3 separate regions of the Mus musculus genome follow, and all the other regions are linked to region 3. A link is a contact called in ENCODE Hi-C or POLR2A ChIA-PET data. All regions are on one chromosome and are shown on one strand. The core of a region is the stretch at or near the end of the contact, and the rest is flanking DNA. Distances in the headings are between cores, read along the strand shown.

Region 1 (3,550 bases), core at 185-2,684, 310 kb before region 3:
GCAAAAAAAGGAACCCCCTGTTTTCATAGAGTGGTTATTTTATCAAGGGAATAAGAGTCAGTTGTTTTAACGTTTTTCTTTCTCAATTTTTTATTAGAAGATTTAAAAGACGCAGTGCTAACTTGTGAAAGATGTCAAGACCTAAATTAAAATGACACCATTGAGTGGAAATAGTTACATGTGTAGAAATGTGCAAAACCAGAATATAATATACGCTACAACATTAATCAGCAGTGGATATACACCTAGAAGGAAATTTGAACAGCAGTTCTCAAGAAAACATAATTAAGAATTTACAGCTTTTCGTAATAATTAGGTGTGGACCCATTCAATAATGAGTTTTGGTATTTTTAATAAAGCATAGATACTGTTATTGAGATTTAATTGTAGGGCAATTTTTCCAGTGAAGTAATTCTCTCCCTCTCATGCATCCCTTCCTGTTTTCCTAGCATCTGTCCTCCCTTACTCCCACAGACACACATAAACACAAATTAGAAGCTACATTTGTTATTCTTGTCAATCCGCAAGTTGAGCATAGATCAGAATCTGTATTCCAAGTATCCAAGAGGCCAGGCTAAGTTCGAAGCTAGCCTCCCTTTTTCGTTAAAGTTGAGGGTAATACTGCTAGTGTAAGTGTTAAATCTATGCGGGGTTCATTCTCATTACCATGGTTGCCATCTGTATAATGATTTGTCCATTATTCTGCCCAGCGGCTATTAACTAGTCTTTTGGGTCTTTAGTAAACTGAAATAAAAATACATGATGATACGCTTTGTAATCTCAACACTTGGAAGGTTCAGGCAGTAAGACAGACGTTCACGATCACTCTTAGTTGTACTGTGAGTTGGAAGGTAGCCTGGGCTGCAGTTGAAAAACAAAACCATGTGCCGTGTGTGTGTGTGTGTGTGTGTGTGTGTGTGTGTGTTTTGACTCGACAGACAATACAGAATTGTCTGTAACCATGATCAGAAAAATGTAAGAGGGTCAGCTAGAGAAGTGTTGCTGTTATTTTCTTTGCAAATGTCGCCTTTTCAACCACACTTTCACAAGCAACTCCAAAGCTGATGCTGAAAGACGCATTGTTTTTTTTTTTCAAGCTATTCTCTGAAGAGGCATCTCAGAGCTAACAGAAAAAAAACATGCCACATCCCCTTGAAACCCAAACCCCTTTCCAAGGACACAGCTAGAGCATAATGCCAGGCATCACAGCCAACTAATCACCTGAGGGCACCTTCCAGGGACTTAACGGAATCATCAAATTCTAGAACCCCACTGAAGCCCCGAGAGTCCCCTACCAGGAGTCTCCGCCCTTCTGCCAGTCAGCAGAGTGCGTCAATGAAGAGTGACGTCAGAGGAAGGGAAAAATGCCCATCGCGCGAGATTTCGCGCGGGACTTTGAAGTTGGAGACCGGTTGCGGCTCATGCGCTGTGGCCTCACAACCTCAGGGTGGCACGCGGGGAGGTAGGGTGAGAGACCCGAGCCGGGGAGCGCAGCGTGCTGGTGCTTCTCCTCCTTCTTTTCTTCTTCTTTTTATTTTTTTTTTTTATTCTTGCCGCTACTCTCTCAGTGTGTGGGTCCCAGGGTCCGCAGAGGTGCTGTGTGGCAGGGCCCAAGTCCGCTGCCTAGTGTGCCCCATATATAAGGAAGCCCTCACGTCCCCACATTAGTTGGAGCCGTGCGGCTGGCGTGGCGACAACGACCATTGACCCCCCATCCCCGTTTCTCTGTAAGCGTAGCCCCCGCCCCCCCCAGGCACATACCCCCAGCCCCCCCAGTCTCAGCCCTGAGCGTCCCTCACACACAGGTTGCCCCCCCCCAACCCCAGCCGCCTCGCTTGCCCCCGGCCAGTTGGTAGGCATCGTCCCCGGGGGCCGTCCCCACTCTGAAGCAGAGAAGATGGCTGGAGGACGTCTGTTGCTGGGGGGCGACTTCCTGTCGCCGCCGCCGCTGCCCCCCCTCCCGCCGCCGCCGCTGCCGCCCCTCCCGCCGCCCCCGCCTGAGCCAGTGCTGGAGCAGTGGCGCTATAGCCACGAAAGTGACTGGCAGTGGGCTCTGCGGCGGAGCTTCATCTGCCGGCACCTGCACAGCTATCCCGGGGCTGCCCTGGACCAGCTCCTCGCGCTCTCCGCCGCCTGGACAAACCACGTTTTCCTGGGCTGCAGGTGAGGATGGTGTTGGGAGGTTGAGTTAGGGACAGGGTGGGAGATGGGTGATGCGGGTCGGCTGAGTGATGGAGGTGAAGAACAGATGACGGATGGTGGAGTTTGGGTTATGGACAGACCAAGGCAAGGAGAGAGTCAGTAAAGGTGGTCCAGATGGGAACCGGGGCAGGATGCGGATTATGGCTTGGAGGCTTAAGATTTGAAATTTTGCTAGAGGACATGGAGACGCTTCACTAGTCGTTGCGGGGTGGGGTGGGCGATCGCGGTTGCAGGCGATGACATGACAGCCCATGAGGGCACAGAGATGCCCCTCCAGGACCAGAGATGGAGATAAAGTAGATCCTGGAAGAGGGTCATTGAGAGGTAGTCGTTGCGATTGGTGATAAAGAGCAGAACCTCAGACCCGCATAGGGGCTTCCAAGGATGCGACATCTGCAGAGGCTATTTGATGGAGCTTCCGAGGGGAAGACAAGGAACTCCGCAGTTCTAATCCTAGTCTCCAGACCACTCTCTTCTTCTACCTCCATGAAATAAAGCAACCCCCTCTCCTTGCAGCCCCCCAGCCAGGTCTTATCATCTTCTCCTGGGGAGGCGGTATGTGTCGGGTCTTTGAGCCGCAGTGTCAGACTTGCTTGTAGATTTGCGCATAATGTACTCAAACAAAGAAATGGATCTATCTGCTGGAAAGATGGATTGCCATCTTTTCACCTTAAATGGGATAGGAGGAATTAACATTTGGCCTCTGTGTGAGGTTTTAGGGCTGTATGTCTCTCTCTCTCTGTGTTTCCTCCTTTCCTAGAACCTGGTGGCTTCTGAACAGGCCTCTTGGAAAGCACTTTGCGTTCTATGGAGACTGCAGTATGGTTCCAACGCAGGTTTTTTTTTTTTTTTTTTTGAAACAGGATGTTTGGATCCGCTGTCCTTCAGAACCTCAAATTTGGCTTTATCCTAGACTAATTACTTCAGTAGACTGGAAAGATTCTTTATATTCCTGTCTAGCAGTCAGTTTGTTTTTATTAGGAAGAATGAGAAATTCTGGAAGATGATCAGATTTGGTTCAGCCAGATCAGTTCTAGGAATGACTGTAAACAATGCAGAAGAAATTGTGTACTCCTACCTTAATTGTTGAACATGGCAGCCAGTGTGAAACTTCGCTTTGCCCTATCACAGAATTTTATATTTTTCTATCTTCTCTAAGTTAACATAATTTCTACTTTTAGAGATAATGGCTATTTGCTTGGAGGAGCTGGTTGCTACTGGGAAAGTCTCAGCAATTAGTCCTCAGATAAATCTAATTTACATAATAATGTTATTCTTGCAGTAAAAAGGTACCTTTATCTTACAATCCTTGGTCTTAATACCACAGGAAGCTACAAAGTATCGAAAT
Region 2 (3,495 bases), core at 74-2,573, 490 kb before region 3:
GTCAAAGAGAAGTAGTTCTTACCTTCCACCTTTTTGAGACAGGGTTTGCCTTGTTTCTGTTGCTGTGTTAAATACTCCAGGCTAGCTGGCCCTCAATCTTCCAGGACTTTCTCTCCTGTCTCCACCTTCTATTGTGCGGTAGGAATCTTAGGGTTGCAGATACATAGGAGTACTTATTTATTTATTTATTTATTTAGCGACAGGGTCTATATGTAGTAATCCTGACTGGCTGGAAGCTCAGTATATAGACTAGGCTGGCCTTGAGCTCAGAGATATTGATCCTTCTGCTTCAAGTGCTAAGATTAAAAGTGTAGGCCACCACGCCCTGTATCTTCACTTTTTGGGACTTGAACTATAAGTTGGCAGGATTGCGTAACTGGTGCTTTTATCTACTAACGATTCCCCTGGCCCTGGTATATGGGATTTTTACCCCACCGGAGACAGAGTTTCTCTGTGTATCTTTGGCTGTCCTGGAACTCGTGTGAGTAAACCAGGATGGTCTCAAACTCAGAGGTCTGTCTGCCTCCCAAGTGCTGGGATTAAAGGCGTGCACCACCACTTTCCGGCGCCTTTTTTTTTTCTTAAGATTTACATATTTATTTTATTTATATGAGCACACTGTAGTTATTCACTACAGATGGTTGTGAACCACCATGTGGTTGCTGGGAACTGAACTCAGGACCTCGGGAAGAGCAGATGGTGCTCGTAACCGCTGAGCCATCTCTCTAGCTCCGCCTCCCTTTTAATCAAGTATTTTTAGGTACTATTGATAATGGGTCCGTGTGTGTTTACATGGGGACGTGTACCTGTAAATCATAAGTGTAGGTGCCCCTGGAAGTCAGAGACATGTTACCCCCTAGAGCTGGAGGGTTGTAAGCTGCCTGATATGGGTGCTGTGAATGGAACTTGGATTCTCTATAATAGTGAAGTTAGTCATTAAAAGATGTCTGCAGCCCCATCTTCCTCCCTTCCAGGGTGCATCGCCAACCCTAAGCCCCGCCCCTCTCGCAGAAGCGGGGGGAGTTGCAGCTCTGGAAGTGATGTAGGCCTTTTCCCGCCCTCCTCAGAGTTGGTCCCGCCTACTCCGTTTCCAGGTGTTTGCTAAGGGTTTACTTGGTTACTTCTCAAAGGCCACCTACCATGGCCACCAAGGCTGTGGCCCTCAGCACAATGATGATCACCTGCAGGAACAGGCATGGACGCGGAGGCCTCGGAATTACGTTCTCTATAAACCGGTTTGGGTTCCCACGGCCCCATGGGAGCGCAGGGGTGGAGCTAGGGAGGACGCTGCGAGTCATCCATCCCCCCCTAAGCTCCGCCTCTAGCGACTTCTTCTAATCGCGTTCTTCCGGTCCCGGCCTTTCTCTTCTCCATTCCTCCGCCATCGTGCGCGCTATTCTTGATTCGGCTTCTCGCCATGGTAAGACTATCGGCCGCCATCCGTCCCTCAGCGGCTTTCCTGAGGCCACAGACCGCTGTGCCTTTGTGGCAGACATGCGCAGCATTGAGGGCTGGGTGTATTTTTCAGGGTTTTAGTGTTCGTTTTTGGAGCTGGGACACCTATCGGCCTGTGGGCGCGGCATGAAATTATCAAGTCCATTTACCCTTGCAGGATGAGAACGCTCTTCCTGCAGCCTGGCAAGGGGTGCAAAGTATTCTTGTTTCATATAGCCTGGGGCTGACGGTGATCTTCATGATGGGGGGGGGGCAGAACGAGAGGCTTGGGACCACTCTTAGATTGTCCCTGATCGAAGAGCATGAATCGCCATTTGCACAGCGAGATGTCCACAGTAAGGGTTAACAGAACTTTGAGATCCCTTCAGAAGTTAGCGCGTCACTCCTTGGAGGCGTCTGCTAACAGCGCATCAGTCATTGCCTACTGGCAAGATTATGCTTATGGGCGTCTAGGTACAAAGTGGGTTTAGTATCTGAATTTGTTAAATAAAACCTCCAACTGGTCTAGGGGGACGAGTGCGCTTGGCCTTCGTTGCATTTTTTTATGTAATGGTGTTTGCCTACGGAGTGTCTAGGGCTCCGTAATCTTAGGTTAGCCAGCAATGTCACTTGGAGGTAGATAAGACTTACAGAGTACAGTACCTAGTGTCATTGACTTAAAACTGGCCAGGGTTTGCCTAACCTCAAGCCATCCTTGTTCCAGTAAGTCCGTTTCCTCTCCTACTCCAGCTATTCCGTGTTTCATCGCTGGAGCCCAGCAGACAGCCAGTTTATAGGTCAGACAGGACCTGGGCTTAGAAACTTGGTGCTGATTATGAGCCATGTTTAAGCCATTAACTCTTCCTCCAGAGAAGTGATGAGGATAAAGGACTTGGTGGTTCGAGGTCGGGGAGCTTTTCCTGGGTGTATGTTCTGCAGGCCTGATGTTAGTTTGTTGGAATTTGTGACTGAATCAAGAGACTAGGCTGTGGTGTCACTAAGCTGGTTGCATCTCCTCGTAGTCTTCTCACAAGACTTTCCGAATCAAGCGATTCCTGGCCAAGAAACAAAAGCAAAATCGCCCTATTCCTCAGTGGATCCGGATGAAAACTGGTAACAAAATCAGGTAAGCCTTCTCTTGTCCGGCTTGGAAATCGTTATGTTTTAAGTAACTTTGGGCATGGAGATACACAGTTGCAAAGTACGGTCCACCCCAGTCAATTAGTGTGCTGGGGACTCCCTTTTGAAATGTTTTTCCTTTTGTTTGGGTTGGGAGCACGGGGTTGAGAACTGGGAGGAAACACTTCTCCATTCATCAAATGGGTCTTGGGGCTCTAGCTCAGGTCATGAGGCTCCTTGGTAGTGACTAGCTTACTTAGCCCCCGAAATCCCTCCACAAACCTTTTATAAATGCTTCCTAATTTCCCTAGGAAGGCTTCAAGGGATTTGACTATTCTGGCAGGAGTGTTCTTTCCTGCAACCAGAGTTGAGCTCAGGACCAGCTGGGTCTTTGAGAGAGGTGGAAGGGATCGAACCCAGGGTCTCCCCCAGGCAAGGGAAGCGCCTTTCTGAGTTCTTTCTGTGGTGTGGGGGATGCAGGCCCACATGTGGTCAGAGGACAGTTGGTGGGAATTGGTTTTTCCCAACATGCTGGGATTAAAGATAAGCATTGCCCAGTTTTGGGATTAGTAAAAATCTGGGTGTGGCTCTGCTGGGGCAAAAAGTGAGCCTCCTTGTTCTTAATTTAGCCACTTAAGCTTGATATCAACAACCCACTCTAGCCTTACATTCGAGTTAATTACTATCTTCTGTCTTCTGGTATGGTACATGTATTTAGAGACTTTACTTGCAGTCAGGACTAGACTTTCAAACTTTGGTTCCCCCCCACCCCCATAGAGTGCTAAGGAAAGCTTTGAAGCACTAGGCAGCGGACCTTAGATGCTTTACCGGGTAGTCTTTTGCTTTTTGAAACAGTCTTGTTTAGCCCAGGCTGGCTAATCTGCTCCAACCTTCCAAGTAAGTGCTGAGGTTACAGGTGTGTGCCACCTTTATAGGTAACTT
Region 3 (3,173 bases), core at 491-2,990:
TGGCACATGTGCTTTTGATTGGCTGGACTCTGAGACGTAACAGAGTGGGTATGTCTGGTTTGGATTAGTGCTGGCTAGTCTTCCCTCTCAGACCAATGAGCATGTGAACATACCCACCCCCCAGCCCCGAGTTCCTGGTGCTTAGAGGAATCCATATTGGGAGAGCTAAAGCCTCTTCTTCCTCTCTAAATGTTCTAGAAAGCAGGGCTTTCTAAATCTGGCTGATTCCCCATTTCCCTACAGCAGAGGAGTAAAATGTAGATCTTTTTAGCCCTCTCCCCTGCCCCAGAGATCTAAGTGTGGCTATGGATGGTCAGGCCAAGAATCTGTATTTTTCATAAGCATCAGGTGATTGTGATAGGCAATCCAGTTTGGAAAAGCCTCATTTCTGGGGAGTTGTCCATCTCTTGTTTTCCCCTTGGTTGGCTTTTCCTGAAATCCCCCCACCCATCGGGCTTCACAGCCTTACCCTATTGTTTCTCAGGACCCTTCCACTCCTCCCTCCCACCCCCGTTTCATTTCATTTTATTTTTTCCACCTCCCAGTCTCCCCACTCTATCATACACTAAATATGGTGTTTCTGACCATCTCACCATGTTACCATAGTCCACCACACACTGCTCTTAATGCATCCAACCAAGCTTGGTCGCTTATTCATCATCCAGCCTGAGTCCACCCCACTCTGCACGCACATACACATACCAAAGACATACCTAACACATGTCACATTCCAAGCGCCACCCCCCAGACAAACGGTGTACACCAAACACACATTCACTGCGCATGCACACAGTGTACACACACACACACACACACACACACACACACACACATTCTCCGCCAGGAACAATGCTGCTTTACCTGACACTAATCCCCTTCTCCACTTTCTCTCTTTACACACCCTTACATTCCACCATGGCTCCTCCGGCGTCATCGGCCTCCACGTCTTCTCAAGTGTCTGGGCCTCTCTGGAGACACCTTCATTTTTTCCCCTCAAATCCGAAGTCTCCCCCTCTTTTCAGGACCCCCGCCCCAAAGCCCACTACCTTCGAAAAGTTCCCTAATATCCCGGGGCTTCGGACCTCGCTGTCCCTCCCACCCGCGGTTTCCAAGGCTCAGCCTCATTCGGGCATCCCATCCCCCCGTACGCACCCCCACCCACCCAGAGCCTCGTGCCCCCGGCCCGCTCCCATTGCTGCCCGCCTTCCCTCCGACCCTCCCACGGGGGCGCCCCACCTCCCCCGGCCTCTCTCCCGCCCCGCTTCCACGCCAGGGTCCCCTCTTTTGTCTCCACGACCCCCTGGCCCTGCCTCCGTACCAGGCCCGTAGAACTTGCGGCCTTTGGTCACGTCGAACACCTTGCCGTTGATGGCCATGAGAATGCGCGGGTCCTGGACGCCATCGAAACGCCTCAGCTCGGCAGGGGTGAAGTCGCGCCGCTTGAGGCGGGGCAGCGGGGGTGGTTCGTCGTCGTCGTTGTCGCCACTGGCACCGGGCTGGTCCCCGCGAACGATCTTGTAGAGCAGGAAGATGCAGAGGCCCAGGAGGAGCAGGTTGAGAGGAGACGTGAAAATCTCGTGCAGCAGCCCGCCGCCCTCTAGCTCGCTCGGGTCGGCGCCAGTCGCCACCACATCCTCGGCAGCCATGATCTCTGGAGCAAAGGTTGGGCCCGGCTAGGCAGAGCTCCGGAACAGTCCGCTTCCTCCGCCCTCCCAGCGAACAGTGGCGCGCAGCGTTCTTTGACAGAGGAAGAAAAGCTCGGGAGGGGCGGGGCTCCGGGGGCGGAGCCTATAAGCCCCCGCCCTTCGCGGCCACCTAAGCGCCCCGCCCTGCTCGGGCTGGCTCGGGCAAGCTGGGCCTGGTTCGGCCTCTGCTTCGGGCCCCCTATGTAGCCTCGGGGGTCTTGGTCTTTCTCCCTCAACCGCTCCGTCAACCAGGGCCACCGAGCCCAGCCCACCTCTCTGTTCTACCTGCTGGGCCTCTGCCCCGGTTTCCGGGCACCCTCAGATCATAGTGCAGCTCGCAGACACACAGCTCAGTCTCTTGGGTACAGTGGGTAGCTTCCCGCTGACCCTGTGGGGAAGCCTTGACTTTAGGGCCCGCTCCTCGCGGCAAATGACGTCAGTTAAAATGAGGTCGCATTTCTCTTGCTTCGCTTCTATTTTAAAGCCCCTTATACTCTCTCCCCTGGGCCATACCCTTAGAGCCAGGTAGCTGTTTTGGGATACTCTAATATCATGCCTTCAACTCCTTTTCACCTTACAGTCCTAGACTATTCGAACATCCATTTTGGGATGGTTCGCCTCCAATTCTTGCCCAAAAGCTGTGGGACTAACACCCAAAGGACAGCCAGTCAGGTAACAGGCCTGTCAATTCTATAAAATCTGGAGCTCAGATCGCCAGATTTTGCGTTTGTTCTTAAAGTTTTTTTTTTTCTTTTTGAAATCATCAATTATGCTTAGTCACAAGGCACCAGTAATCAACAACTGACATTCTGTTGTTGAGCCTTTTTTTTCTATAGAAATACCAGAATAATGTTCAAAGTTCCGTTGCTTGACAGCATTCTTCTATTTGAAGTCTGTGGAAACTACCCTTGGCAGTCACTGTAACCCTGAGCACAGCCCCTGATAAACGCTGGAGTTTGGAAGGATCCTAGATTTTATCTTTTTAGATTCCCAGGCTTCTGGTGTGCAAACAGGCTGCACGGGAGCAGGCCTCTATGGAACAAGGATTGTGCCTATTTTTCAGAGACCTAATCTGGCTGCCCCCCCCCTTAAATTGTAATTGGGAAACGGTAACATAAGAAAAAGGAGAATAATTAAAACCAAGCCATGCACACATCTGCAGAGCAGGGCACGACTTTTCCATACAATCCTGTTTGTACACCACTTACATGCAAGAGATTTGTGCAGAGAATTGGCTAAATTCTGAAAACTTTTGGCAAACACTGCTGTAATCCCTGCCCCCCCCCATCTTCTTAAAGTGTAATGAGTCAAACACTCTTTATATCCAGCCCACACATTTTTTCCCCCAGAGCTAAATTTAGGATTAGCTAAACCGGCCCCTCCAGATCTTTTGTCAAAACTCTTCAACTTAATCATCATGAAACAAGCTCAAACTGAGAGCACTCAGCTCCGGTTAGAATCCAGTTATCCCTTTCACAGAGTACTGTG

Evidence for each region. A loop is a pair of places that touch in the nucleus more often than their neighbours do. ChIA-PET counts read pairs that join two places held with the same protein, here RNA polymerase II (POLR2A).
Region 1: POLR2A ChIA-PET joins it to region 3 with 10 read pairs in embryonic stem cell. The contact joins the promoter of Nkrf here to the promoter of Pgrmc1 in region 3. POLR2A ChIA-PET finds 5 or more read pairs at or near these places in 2 of 5 experiments (Patski and embryonic stem cell).
Region 2: POLR2A ChIA-PET joins it to region 3 with 20 read pairs in embryonic stem cell. The contact joins the promoter of Rpl39 here to the promoter of Pgrmc1 in region 3. A Hi-C loop is called at or near these places in 1 of 37 maps with a recorded cell type or tissue (regulatory T cell). POLR2A ChIA-PET finds 5 or more read pairs at or near these places in 4 of 5 experiments (Patski and embryonic stem cell).

The regions. Positions count from the first base shown.
Region 1 is chrX:36,901,349-36,904,898 of GRCm38, reverse strand. It overlaps Nkrf (NF-kappaB repressing factor), which reads left to right and starts at 1,434. Exons shown (of 3, transcript NM_029891.3): 1 at 1,434-2,163. The coding sequence starts at 1,898.
Region 2 is chrX:37,083,050-37,086,544 of GRCm38, reverse strand. Rpl39 (ribosomal protein L39) reads left to right here and starts at 1,323. Exons shown (of 3, transcript NM_026055.2): 1 at 1,323-1,420; 2 at 2,457-2,560. The coding sequence starts at 1,418.
Region 3 is chrX:36,596,760-36,599,932 of GRCm38, reverse strand. Pgrmc1 (progesterone receptor membrane component 1) reads right to left here and starts at 1,740. Exons shown (of 3, transcript NM_016783.4): 1 at 1,319-1,740. The coding sequence starts at 1,646.